Linked DNA regions of Homo sapiens: region 2 is linked to region 1. Evidence: read pairs that join two places in POLR2A ChIA-PET (ENCODE). Cell type or tissue: OCI-LY7. All regions are shown on one strand. Each heading gives the region's core, and the rest is flanking DNA. Links, peaks and the distances in the headings are about the cores only. Region 1 overlaps TTC21A (tetratricopeptide repeat domain 21A). Region 2 overlaps WDR48 (WD repeat domain 48).

The links. ChIA-PET counts read pairs that join two places held together with the same protein. Peaks named below come from ENCODE experiments on the same cell type or tissue, not always from the same donor. Only the 100,000 strongest peaks of a DNase experiment are listed, where the experiment ranks them.
Region 2: POLR2A ChIA-PET joins it to region 1 with 6 read pairs; 1 of 35 experiments calls an interaction of 5 or more read pairs at or near these places.

The regions. Positions count from the first base shown.
Region 1 is chr3:39,118,760-39,125,811 of GRCh38, reverse strand. TTC21A (tetratricopeptide repeat domain 21A) reads right to left here. Exons shown (of 29, transcript NM_001366900.1): 8 at 5,792-5,890; 9 at 4,623-4,815; 10 at 652-749; 11 at 280-480. Among named protein-coding and RNA genes, the nearest start is that of TTC21A, 15 kb to the right of the region's middle. RefSeq lists silencers at 294-469, 2,802-2,861. In OCI-LY7, for the core only: no CTCF peak of the experiment used is centred there; DNase peaks (open chromatin) are centred at 2,791 and 3,981; H3K4me3 peaks cover 1,130 bases; H3K27ac peaks cover 1,569 bases.
Region 2 is chr3:39,062,014-39,069,065 of GRCh38, reverse strand. WDR48 (WD repeat domain 48) reads right to left here. Exons shown (of 19, transcript NM_020839.4): 2 at 5,876-6,016; 3 at 3,177-3,255; 4 at 2,436-2,518; 5 at 2,191-2,320; 6 at 207-295. Among named protein-coding and RNA genes, the nearest start is that of WDR48, 14 kb to the right of the region's middle. In OCI-LY7, for the core only: CTCF peaks have their summits at 3,444 and 3,647; a DNase peak (open chromatin) is centred at 3,695; H3K27ac peaks cover 512 bases.

The DNA of each region.
Region 1 (7,052 bases), core at 878-5,877:
TGGTCCCTAGACAAGCAGCATCCATATCACTTGGGAGCCTGTTAGAGATGCAGGGTTTTAGACCCCCCTGTAGAGTCAGAATCTGTACTGGAACAACCTCCCAGGTGACCTGTGTGCTGTATGTTCAAGTTTGAAGAGCACTGGGCTCCCCAGCTGCCCAAGGCTCACCCCATCCTTACTTGTGACTGGCCAAGTAAGGTCCTTGCCTCTGTCCTTCAGGTGGGCACCATCCAAACCTGTACTCCAGACCCCCACCATGAAGACAGGCCTTCCCCTAACCTGCTTGGGGCAGAAGAGCAAGTACTCCTTAGCAATGCAGACCAGGAAGTACGGGTCCAGCTTTTCAAAGTACTCAGAGCCAAGAGGGATGCCTTGCATGCTGGAGAAGTGAAGCTCCACTGCCTCCTTCAGGAGCGCTGTGGTCTCTTCCTCCCCCTTGTGCTTCCTGGACATCAGGAGGGCTTGGAGGAAAATTAGCACCTGTGGAAGAGAGGACCGAGTCTCAGTGCCAATGTCAGCCTGGGCAGATTTGGTAGGCAAGGGCAAAGTGAAGGTCCAGACCACCTTGCATGCTTTCTATTGGAAAGTGGGGGTGGGAGGACAGCAGAGGACATCATCCTGGAGCAACCCATACCCCCAGGGAGCTCTGACCTCAGACTTCCCAAGGGACTTCTGCACCTCCTTCAGGAATTCCAGCCGGTACTCAGCTTCCTCCAGGTGGCCTTCTAAGATATGACACAAGATGATCCCTGTAAATGGGACAAAACAATGATGAGCAGCTAACACTGAAGCATAGCCAGCAGCCCATCAGGTCAAGGGGCATGGATAAGACAGTGGAAGGAAGATGTCTCAGTGTAGGGGATCTTTTCCAACATTTCTACAAACTTAAAGAGAAATACATGCTCATGCTCAAGAATTCAAACCCTAAGGCAATACAGAAAAACATCCCTAGCTCATGTTCTGGCTGTAACAATGTCTCTCTCTAGAGATAACCACTAGGAACAATTTGAGGTATAATACGTTACTACTATATAGACACCTCAGACATATATATGTACACATGAGCATACCAATGGGTTTAAAAACACACACATACACAAAGGGAATCAAATTTCACATACACCATTCTACAATCTGCTTTTTTTTTTTTTTTGAGACGGAGTTTCGCTCTTTTGCCCAGGCTGGAGTGAAGTGGCACGATCTTGGCTCACTGCAACCTCCGCCCCTCAGGTTCAAGCAATTCTCCTGCCTCAGCCTCCTGAGTAGCTGGGATTACAGGCATGGCCACCACGCCCGGCTAATTTTTGTATTTTTAGTAGAAACGGGGTTTTGCCATGTTGGCCAGGCTGGTCTCTAACTCCTGACCTCAGGTGATCCACTCACCTTAGCCTCCCAAAGTGCTAGGATTACAGGCATGAGCCACTGCGCCTGGCCACAATCTGCTTTTTAAAATTTGTATATGATAGTCATATTTTCCCATCTCTTCATACAAATCTACCCCATTTTCTTTGATGACAACACAATGTTTTACTGTGGATGTAACAATTTATTGCCCTACTAATTATTTAACTATTGCCCTACTGAAGGACATCTAATTTCACATTTACTTTATTTTTGGTATTTAAATACTACAATGCTATGATGAACATTTACATAAGTTCAAATTCCTGAGGGAGAGCTGATGGGTCATAGAGCACATATATTTAAAATACTGATAGATAAGGTCAACTTGCCCTCAAAGATACTTGAACTTATATTACTATCAAGAATTTAAAATATCCTTTCTTCATAACCTCAAACGTGCTGTAATTTTTGCCAGTCTGAAACATGAAAAGTAACTAGTTTTCATTTAACACCTTTTTTAACTATTAGGGAGAATGAACACCTGTTCATATTTCCAATATAGCCTTTTCCTTTCTACTGTGAATATTCTGTTCACAGCCTGCCTGGTTTTTTTGGGGGGGGTGATTTTTTTTCTCTTTATGTTTTATTAACCCTTTGTTGCAAGTGTTTTCTATTAGTTTGCCATTTATCCTTTAACTATTTTTACAGTACCTTGTCATGTAGTAATTTTAAGCTTTTATGTAGTCAAATAGGTAAAATATTCTCCTTTGCAGCTTCTATTTTTTTTTTCCATGTAGAGCCACAAAGCCAAACTTTGCAGCTTCCAAGTTTGGAGTTAGGCTTAGAATCCCCAGGGAAACCCATGTTTCATTTAATTTTTATGTTTAATACTTAATTCATCTGAAATTTAAGTATGGTGTAAGATGAGAACTTACCTTTTTTTCTTTTTCATAATGGATAGCAGGGTATCCAACTAGGAGTTGGTGAACAACCTATTAGTTTGAAATAAGGCCTGTTACATCCCATTTATCTATTTGCTTATCCCAGTCAGTGCTGGCCTCAAAGGGACTTAATTACTGTAGTTTTGTGATATGTTTTGATGTTGGGAGGACAAATCTCATCTGTTTGAAGCAAGCTATTCTACTTGCACAGGTATTTCTTTGCTACTTTGGTATATTTATTCTTGACTGTCTTCCTCATCACCATCTTAGTTTTCAGTTATATCCATCCCACTATTAGGCCCATTTATGAAATTTTTTACCTTACAATAATATTTTTTATTTTTGGCAACTCTTTTTTGTTCCTGTACCTTTTTCACAGTAGCATGTTCTTTACTTATTGACATAATAGCCTCTCCAAACACTGAAGGTGTTTTGGGAGGAAAAGTCTTTTCTGTACTAGCCTTAACTCTGCTCCTCAGAGGGCTACTGCTTTGCATGTTCCACTCGGCCAACCTTTCAGACTGCTAGCAGATTTATAAAGGAAGGGCAGCAACTAGGCACATTTTACACACTGTTAAGGTCACTGATTTTGTCAGACTGGGCAGAAAATATGGTGACTCCAGGACATACAGGTGGGCTCAGCTTGGACTGGGAGAGTGGGACAGACATCCTGACCAGTGGACTTTCCTCTGGCTAACCACTGGGACTCTGCCCCTTGAAGGAGGAAGTAGGGAAGGACTCAACCTGGTGGAAGAACATTCTAGGGAATTTTGCTTTTGTGCTGAGCAGCCAAGTCCTTTTGTCCTTCATGTCCCTGGTTATGGTGGGAAATCATCCAGAGCAGTGCTCCTCTCCCTCCTGCCCCAACACCCAATACACACCTCCTGGATTCTAGCCTCTGGCCAAGGCATGATTCCAGTAATCCTCCTATTATCGCTCTCACTGCCCCGTGGCATGCTTTCACACTCAGCCTCTGGTGACCCTGAGCTCGTCTTTTTTAGTTTTTGTTTTTCCTGGAACTCTTTGGGGAAAGCTGGTCTACTAAATTCTTTAGCTAACCCATCTCTGCCTATGTTTGCTTATGGGTTTCTAGATCTGCTTCGAATTCCCATGTATTTGACACCATTTGCCTTCCATCTTCTAGAAATGTGAAATTCTTCAAAGTTTCTGGTCCACGCTGCTATGTACTCTTTTTTTTTTTTTTCTTTCTTTTTTTGAGGTGGAGTCTCACTCTGTGGCCCAGGCTGCAGTGCAGTGGTGTCATCTCGGCTCATATCAACCTCCATCTCCCGGGTTCAAGTGATTCTCCGGCCTCAGCGTCCCAAATAGCTGGGATTACAGGTGTCCTCCACCACACCTGGCTAATTTTTGTGTGTTTTTAGTAGAGATGGGGTTTCATCATGTTGGCCAGGCTGGTCTCGAATTCCTGACCTCAAATGACCTGCCCACCTCAGCCTCCCAAAGTATTGGGATTACAGGCGTGAGCCATCACGCCTGGCTCATTACCTTTTAAAGATATCTTTCATTATTTTCATGGGATTTGGGGACAGAGGGAAAGCATGGATTTGAGGGGGTCAGCCTGACATGTTGAACCAGAAGTCAAGATAAACTACTCTGATAAATGTGCTATGCAGATGAGGAGCCTGGAGTTTAGAAAGGAGAAGTGACTTGGCCCCAAACACATAGCCCCTCAGAGCCAGGGCAAGAGTCGGCCTGCCTTGAGCACTGGACCACACAACTTCCTCAACCCAAACCAAATACTGCCACTTCAGAGTTCACCACAGACCATGGAATAGGGGGCTTTAAAAAATGCGTAAAATGGAAATGGCACTGTAGAAAGTTCATTTGGCATTTATAGAAAAGATTTTTAAAGTCACCTGGACAGACAGGGAAATATATAATTCTCAGAGCTACTCTTTTTGGTGGTTTTTCAGCTCAGAGCCCTGAAGGAGGGTCTACAGAGGTGAATCTAGAGGCTCTGCATGTGGGGACTGGTGGTGAGTAGAACTGCCTCCAACCCCGGCCTGGGCAGCCTGAGAAGAGGCAGGGCCCACTGAGTATAAGGTTCAGCCTGTCAGTCTTCTGGGGCAGTCAGTGTAGACAGACATTGGAGGTCTGGTGGAGATCAGAGTGACTCTGATCATACCTCTGAGCATTGCTGTGCCTCTTACATCTATACTTGTGGATTCCCAGAAAGATACCCCATCATACATTGTACCCCAAAATTCACATACCCTTCAAGGAGAATGCTTTCCAGCACCTCTCTTCTGGACCCATGGAAGCTGCCCGGTTTGGCTCCCGACACCCATCCCTGAGCCCTGCCACACCTGCATATACCTGTCAAACCAGCCATGCCATCCTTGTCCAGTTTCATGGCTTCTGAATACCACAGCAAGGCCTCTTTCACTTGGTTCTTCAGGATGAAGAGATAGCCCAGTTCTGTGGCCACATGGACATACGAGGGGGTGGCCATGAAGGTGCGCTCGATGAAACTACACACTAGCCCTAGAATCACCTGGTGACTCCCACACTGCAAGAAACAGGAAGGTGGGAATTGGGAAACCAGTCAGTCCAGCCTGTATGAGCAAGGTCATGTCAGAAACGGGGGACACTTTGGTAGGCAGGGCTGGTAGGCCCAGGAGAGCCAAGAGGTACCGTGTGTCTAGGCAGCTGGGTCTGTGTTGCTGTCTGGCTCCCAAGGAACCTCTCACTGGCCACAACTGTGGAACCTGCCTCTAGCCACAGGGTCCTCTGAGGGACCTATCCCCTGTCTGGTCACAGTAATTGGTCTAAGGAGTCACCAAGAGGTTTTTCAAAAATTGAAGCTGAATGTGTCCAGTAATAAGAAGTGGCCCCAAAGGCTGCCATCAGCCATGTTCCCTGCCATGTGTGGAGAACAAGGCAGAGAGAATCAGACATACAGAGGGAGAGATGGTGCCTATGCAACTCCACAGTTCTGGTTCCTGGGGTCCCAGAGTTGCCTTCATTCTTACAGCAACTACTTCTAGTAAATCTTGCTTTGGGGCTGAAGGGTCTGAAAGAGATACAGATTTGTTGGCAACCTGGTCTAGTTGAACCTTCCCTGATGTTTGAGAGGCCTAGGCAGGCCAGCCTTCTCAGGTCACCTCCACAAAAAAGAATATGGGAGATGGGCACCCAGGCACTAGAGGCTAGAGCTGGGTGTGGCTCTGCTGCATAACAGCTGCAATACCACCCGCTTTCCCCAAATAAGGCACAGCCCACTCCAAAAGCACTTTCAGACCCCGTCTCCCTGATCTTCATGGCATCTCTGAGGGGGCACCTAGGCTAAGGATGTAGAACCCACATGTCACAGTTATCAGCCAGAGGCAAGTAGGCACAGCAGGATATGAGCCACTACCCTAAAGGACAAGTTTGAGCCAGAAGGGAGGGGTAAGGCACTCAAGGAGCTTCCTGGGGGAGCACAGTTCTCCTCTAAGGAAAGCAGGGAGAAGCACCATTTCAGAACCAGGAAAGAACCTTCTTACCAGTCGGCTAACCACAATAATTTTTTTAAGATGGAGGCTTGGATTTTCGGGTTCCCTTGTCTCTAGTGCCTTAATCAGATTTCTAACGTGATTGGTAGCCTGCAGGGACAAAACAGAGAATGTCAACATGCAAGGTGCAAGGTCAGAGTTGCGCCGTGGTTCTCAACCCTGACTGCATAGTAGCATCAGCTGGGAGATTTAAAAAATGCCCATGCCCAGGCACAACCCCCCAGAAATTCAGATTTAAGTGAATTGGAGTGGTCCAGGCATCAGAATTACTTCAAAGGCCTATAAGTGGAACTCCTGGGGACATTATTCACCCAGAGCTGGCACTGCCCCTCTGTTCTTGAATTTGTTTTTTTTTTTTCTTTTTTTTCTTTTTTTTTTTTGACTGCTCCTTATGGAGCAGGGCTAACCCATAGAGTAGCCCTGTTCCTGAGTTTGTGAAGAGAAGTTGCCTTTTCAGACCCACCCAGGCAGAGCCAGGAGCTAGCCCTCACTGTGTCCACAGTGCAGCCTGCCAGGCCAGCAGCAAACTAACTAGTGCTGGCCCAGAAGCCTCTGCTCCATTTTGACATGAATCAAATGTAAGTCAGTATAACTATTCGAACTTTCCAAACCTTCCTGTCCAACACATGAAAGGTTAGAAAGGTTAGGCAATTGGTCTGAGGTCACCCAGCCACCTAGGTCACTGACAGATTCCAAAGCTTAGGTTCTTTCCCACTCCCCACCCAGGAGTAAGGAATTCTTAGTTCCCAGCTGCAGAGAAGTGCCAAAAGCAAAACCAAGGATGGTATGGGTCCACTCTGTTCAGTAAGTATGAACAAAATTAGAACTGGGTAGCCAGCCCGGGGTCGGTGGGGAGGTCCCAAGGTTTGAAGTGGGAGTAAAAAAGGGGCTAATGCTAAATCTCAGTTAGCTAAATGCTAAGTCTGCCCCTGGGATTAACTTTCAGGCCAGGCCCCAGGAAGGCCTGCTTAGGGATCTGGAGTCACAGGGAGCTGAGGATAGTCCTATTCTCTTATTCCTACCCAGAGACGAAAAGGGCTGGGGCCTTTTTCTCCCAAATACGGACTCTCCCCTCTACCTCACCCCATCCCACAAAATCCACAATCTCAGAGCTGTGCAGAAGAAACCAGAAGCTTCCCCTTCCCACCATGACCCCTTAGAGACTCCTGGTTTGCCATGCTCTCCATAGAGGCAATATATTTCACTGATCTAAAAGGCAATGCTTTGGCTAAAAACAAACCTTTCTGAAAAT
Region 2 (7,052 bases), core at 1,355-6,354, 57 kb after region 1:
AGGATCGCTACAGCCTCAGCAGTCAAGGCTGCAGTGAGCCAGGATCATGATGCCACTGCACCCCAACCTGGGTGACAGAGTGAGACCCAGTCTCTAAATAAATAAATATAAAGAAGCTAATCGTAAAATACCTGCTTAAAAAATAGGAGACAAGGTATGTGAAAAATAATTTTTTTTTTTAAATAAAGAAATAAGCTCCTCCTTACCTTTTCAGTGGACCCTGATACAATGATTGTTCCCAGTTGATTCATGGCCAGGCTATAAATGGAATCTTTGTTTCCACTTAAAGAAGAAGCTATTGAGGATAAACGGAGCTAAATGTTAACAAGATCATCAGCTGTTTAGTAACTAGTCAGCAAAAACTGCAAGTTTATTCAATTTAGAAAATCTTATCTTTATAAGTCCTCTACGGAAAAGAAATCTACCTATAATGGAGATAAATCTAAACAGTATTATTATCAAAATTTACATATTTTCTGGATTTGAATATATACAAATGCTCAATATCTGATAAACTGCAGTGCCATTGAAAAGCTATCCGCTTAAATGATATGTTTAAAGCTATTCATGTGCCATAAATATGAAAAAATGTTCAATTTCAGTATTTTTCAAACACAAATCAAACCAAAAACACTGTTTCATACACCAAGACAAAAAACAAGGTAATACTTGATTGTAAAAAGAAAACAGTACAATGGAACTCTCATATATTACTTATGTGAAGATAAATAGGTACAACCTTTCAGGAAGGAATTCAGACTATAGCAAAAATCATGTTCATACTCTCAGTATCACTGAAGTAAAAAAGATGTATATGAAACTGTCTATATAGTATGAACCCAATTTTACAAACATATTAAAAAGTTGAGTAAATGAGTTACTACATGTACTGTTTAGAAAAATGTCTACTTGTAGCAAGTACTCAATACAGGTTAGCCATTATTAGTATTATTTTTATTATTATGTATTAAAAAAAAGTGTGATATCCTCTCTAAACAACTCTAAGCAAGATGTAGCAGAATCTGTATCCACTAAGCCTGGGCCCTGACCTTGTGACAACCTGCTTTTTTTTTTTTGCTTTGTTCCCTCCCATTAGTGTCTCTTTGAGGCAGGCCTTACATCCAGACTTAAAACCTAATGATGTACCATGACAGCCCCAACAGGGACCAGCTAATGAATCAGAGATAATGTACAGGTGAAAAATCAAGAACAAGGGAAAAAGAATGTTGAGACCTTCACATATTTCCTGGAAAACAAGGCAAAACAACAATCAAGAGATTATAAACACAAGTCTCCCAACTTACCCTTCTTGGCACATACTAGGCTATATTAGTAAAACTGTATTGTCTATGTCAATGTGAACACTCCACAGAGTCGTTATAAAATGGACCTATAATGTAGGGATCCAGAGAATGCAGGCCCATGTCTTCAATGTAGACTTTCCAGGTCAGGCCTAGCCAAAAATGTGCTCCTAACAGTCCCTTCTGAAACCTGGCCTAGAGGACTCTACTAGGTTGGGCCAAGCATGAAGCTCAATTTCAAATCTAGACTTGTATGAGCCTGACTTGGTAGTCTGAGATCTCTTAGCTGATGAATCATCCATGCTGTGAACATCTCTGGATTGCCTCTAGAAGCACTCTACCGTTCTGGCTCTTCTGGAATTGGCTTGATTCCTCAGGGCTGCTCTAAAAGGCAGAAAATTTGATAAACTGGCACTGGAAACCTTTTCTTTCTTTCTCCTGGGTATTTTTCATCTTGGCTATTAACTCAAAAGCTCTTAACACTTTAAAAAGTCAGAAAACCGCCTACTTTGTCAGAAAATCGCCACCTCCTTCAATAATACCTGCTGAGTGTATGGATTTGGACCAGGGAATGCTGTGGGAGATACGAAGTAGTAAGACAGTCTCCTCTACCCTGCAGGGACTTACATTTTAGCTAGGGAGCTAAGACATGCACACGTACAAAAAATAACCAGGTTATACCTGGAGAAGTTACCATTTTTAGACTGCAGTGAGGAACTAGCTCTTTGTTGTTCAATCATACTCTTGGGGGCCAGAACGCTGTAGGTAGAAGCACTCTCAAAATATGAAACACTCTCTCGATGCAAACCTATCAAAAATGTTTTATAAACCATTCTTTATTTATGTTAACTTGGATCACTTTCAAAGAAGTTTCTTTTAAACACCTTACTTGTGACAGTGTTATTTGAGGCAGTCAATGCTGTTAGAGTATTCACATCCCAAAGGAATATTTGTCTGTCCAACCCAGCTGATGCTACTAGTTCTTTATCCTTGGCATATGCTAAGGCCTTTACGTAATCCTGTAATAGAACAGACATACTATGATCTATTCTGTAGATCAGTAATAAAATGAGCCACACAAAGTACTGAGATCCCAATATTACACTAAAGACACTGAGAACTGTATTGTTTTACCTTATGTGTCCTTAATGTTGACATGCAAAATCCCTTGTGTGCATTCCATACTTTTACTGTCGTGTCAGAAGAAGCAGATATTACTAGAAGAAGCAAAGAATTAACAAACTCCTTAGTAGTATGACTTAAAACTTTGAAAACTTATCTTACAACAATGTAACATTATTTCAAACTAACATATTCTCTCTCTTACACACACAAACATACCTAAAAGCTCTTTCTAGAACCTATTGTATATTGCCTCAATTTTTTAAAATCTCAAGACACATGTTCAAAGAAAAAAATATATTTTTAAAACAAGCAGTGCAAACATTTTTAATGTTCCAGTTGAAGGCTCAACTAATGTGATTGAGAAAAATTCCTGTAACTCGGACTGCAAAACCAAGGAATGGATCTCACCAAAATTAGAACAAAAAGAGGTATTAATAAGGCTAAAAGAAGAATACATATAGTACGAGTCTATATACAGTTCAAATGAAGGCAAAACTACCCTTTGGTGTTCAGAAGACAGAAGAGCAGTTACCTTGGGGCAAGAGGGAATAACTGAAAGGGTGGCAAAGGGTGGCACAAGAGGGCTTCTAGTAATATTGTTTCTTGATTTGGGTATTCACTTTCTAAAATTGTGTTGAACTGCAATCTCGAAGTGTGTGTACTTTTCTGTATGTATGTTTCAATAAAAAAGCTTATATAAAAAACAAAAAATATATCAGAAGCCCAATAATAATCCAAAGAAATACTTACATGTTTTCCCATTACAACAGAGTACAATGTCGTTTACCCAATCAGTATGGTGTTCCATAGATGCTATATATGGATCTTGCTGAAATTAAAAGAAAAATCCTAAGAGTTTATATGAGAGAATGAAATATATTACAAATGATAGATATGGTTAAATTCTTCAATTAATGTGACATACTGCTCTAGGCATTAAAACTAACACCTGAATTCTGAGTAGAATCTCACCAAATAGGTGATGCTTCCAGATAACAGATGTAAACAGTTTTGTTTCAGGACAGTTTTACTCTTACTGAAAGCTTAGGTTTCCAGGACAAATACTTCATTTTTTTTTTTTTTGCCTTGTTAAAGTGAAGGCAACAAGCTCTGGACTAGGCACTGTGTGTGACATAAAACCCTTTAAAAAGGGTTCACTAGAAAGGACATGACTTGTAGGAATCTGTAGGCTGTGGGGATTTGAATGAGTGGTGGTGAAGGCTCAACAGCAGACAGCAGGGGCAGCAATGAGTCTGATGAGTGCACTAAGGAGCCTGGTCTGAATGCAGAGGGAGATAAACACTTCTGCTTTCAGCTTCCTACTGTTGGGTTCACCCTCTGAATTAAATGTTTTCCTCATGGTACCTACAGGCCTTCAGAGATGAAAGGAAACCCAACGGCTGAGAAAGGACAACCTGTGTCACCATTTCAATTAGGTGATTCGAGATTCTACTTCTCTTACCTGGCTTAATAACCAGGAGAGGCCTTTTAAAGAACAGTATTTAGTTACATCCTACACCTAAAACAGGCAAGTTTGAGACACTTTATGGGCAAACAGAACAGCTCTGTACAAGTCTGTTTGACAAATAATGCTATTCAATCTTGTCATAAAAGGAAGACCAGAAAAAAGATGTTTGGGGCAAGACAGGCAGATTTCCAGATTCTTCAGGTTAGTTCTTTTGGGTGTTTTTCTTAATTTGTTTGAAATACTGTGAATGCTCAGAAAGGAGACATTCCAATTCAATTATAAGTACCAAAAAGCATTTCAAAGCCAAACATAGTTTTCTTACTTTTCATGCTTTTGACATTTGGCCACCACTGCATGGTCCATTGGCTAAAGAATTCAAAGCCTGCCAGACTGAAGTTATAGGCGCATAAAGTAGTGGTTCTTTTTCTGAACTGAATATCAGACTTGTAAAACTTGCTAAAAAGACACAAACTTTTAAAAATACAAGGTCTAGCACTAGGGTTTTCAAGTTGGGCTGGGTACTAATTCTCTGTCACTTCCTAGCCACATAACCATGGGTTTCTCTGAGCCCATTTTCTCATCTATGAAAATGGATCTGGCCAGGCGCGGTGGCTCACGCCTGTAATACCAGCACTTTGGGAGGCCAAGGCAGTTGGATTATCTGAGTCTAGAAGTTTGAGACCAGCCTGACCCACATGGTGAAACCCCGTCTCTACTAAAATTATAAAAATTAGCTGGATGTGGTGGCGTGTGCCTGTAGTCCCAGCTGCTGAGGAGGCTGAGGCAGGAAAATTGATTGAAGCCAGGAGTCAAGAGGTTGCAGTGAGCCAAGATCGCGCCACTGCACTCCAGCCTGGGTGACAGAGCGAGACTCCATCTCAAAAAAAAAAAAAGAAAAAAAAGAAAATGGATCCTAATAGGTACCTTGAGGGACACTGAAAATTAAAATCACATTGGATATGAAAATGCAAAGAGCGTATGGCACATAATTAGAAGATCAATAAATGCTCTTTTTTTCTTCCCTGATTCTTCTTTTCTCTGTCATTCACAATATAGGTGTTCCAACAAAATACTAAAAGGGCTCGTTACCATTTGCCTGGGGATTTATCTTTACACATATTTAAACCCTGTTCCCTGCTTAAGAAAGGGAAATCTTTGAAGGGGAGCATGTTGTCTTCATAGTTTTAACACCAATTTTATATTATCTTTATTTATTTATTTGAGACAAGGTCTCCCTCTGTTGCCCAAGCTGGAATGCAGTGGTGTGATCACGGCTCACTCAGCCTCAACCTCCCATACTCAATCAAGTGATCCTCCCACCTCAGCTCCCCGAGTAGCTGGGACTACAGGTGTGTGCCACCATGCCCAGCTAATTTTTAAGTTTTTTTTTTTGCAGAGACAGGGTATTGTCACATTGCCCAGGCTGGTCTCGAACTCCTGGACTCAAGGAATCCTTTCACTTTGGCCTCCGAAATTGTTGGGATTGCAGGTGTGGGCCACCATGCTCAGCCTAACCTTGTATTACCTAGTTAGGCCGTGTGGGGTTTGTGAGGATCCTAATTACTTTTAAGTGAGGAAAATAAAATATTTTTTCAAGATTAATTAGAAATGTAAAAGAATATTCAATCTTTTTTTAGTAAGGTTACCAAGAGGTTGTTGGGGAACATATTTAAAGCAAAAAAATTAATTGTTGAAAGTAATCCCCCTACTAGCCAAATCACTTTGTTCCTTTGTGGCAAAGAACTCTGTAAGGCAAACCTAGTTTAGGGAGTCCTTGTCTTAGCTGAAACACTTCTGAAACTTTCCTAGGGATGGTTTTTCTCAGAGGCTTACAGAATTCTGGTTGCGATGTCTTTATAGAGTGTACCAAATAACTCAGCATTCAGAGAGATTAAATCTGAAACTGTGAAAAGTGTCATATTAGACAGTAAAAGCCATTTGTCCAGAATTTGCTGGGTACAGATTTTAATCCCTGCATTACCTTGTGCTGATTGACACTCCATATTCTTATGATAGAGTCTCGACCGGCTGTGAAAAGTCTATTTAGTGCTGGATCCAGCTGCAGAGCATTGACTCCATTTCGGTTGTACTTCTCCACTTCATCTCGAATAACATAGGAAACCTGACAAATGTGTCAACATATGCTTTTTATAAAGTACAAGCCATGCAGTAATAAAATATAGTCTACTAGTGGCCAATCTGAAACAGAAAATCCCATGTTTTCCAATATGTACTTTTTCAACCCAATACAAATTTAAATTTTACTCCTTAAAGACTAAAGGGCTGAAGAGAAGGATGGTATCAATGATAGCCTAGTCCAACATGAGTAAGTTGCTAAACTACTATAACTGCTTCCTGACTGGACTCCTTTCCCAGTCTTTAGTCCATTTTTCACAAAGCAGCTAGAGTAATTATTTAAAAATCTATCTCAGCTCTGCTCAAAAACCTCCAGTTGCTGACTACTAGACTCATGATTGGATGTAAATTCCTTAACATGGTCTCAAGTACCCTGTTTGTCTTTCTGGCCACTCATCTCTGCTCCAGGTTCTGGTGCATTGTGCCTCCAGACCATCACACATGCTGGTCCTCTCTGTTTGGAAGCTCTTCCTCCGACCTGTCTGGCTAACTCTTGTTGCAGCCTTCAGGTTTCCATTTAAACAATACTTCCTTTAGAAGGCCTTCCCTGACTTGCCAAGCAAAATGAGGTTTTGAGCTCCTATCACATACTAAACTTTTTCTTCAGGGCATTTTCCCCTACTTTGTTACTGTTGGTGACCTCTGTCTGTTCCTTGTGAAAACAGGGGATCAACTGAAAACAATTACACCTAAGAAAAAGTCAATAAGCTGGCTGGCAGCCAGAAGTAAAACTTTCTAATGTAATGAAATAAACAGTTAAAAATTAACTCAAGATGGACTAAAGACTTAAATGTTAAGACTTAAAACCATAAAAACCCTAGAAGAAAACCTAGGCAATACAATTCAGGACACAGGCATGGGCAAAGACTTCATGACTAAAACACCAAAAGCAATGGCAACAAAAGCCAAAATTGACAAATGAGATCTAATTAAACTAAAGAGCTTATGCACAGCAAAAGAAACTATCATCAGAGTGAACAGGCAACCTACAGAATGGGAGAAAATTTTTGCAATCTACCCAT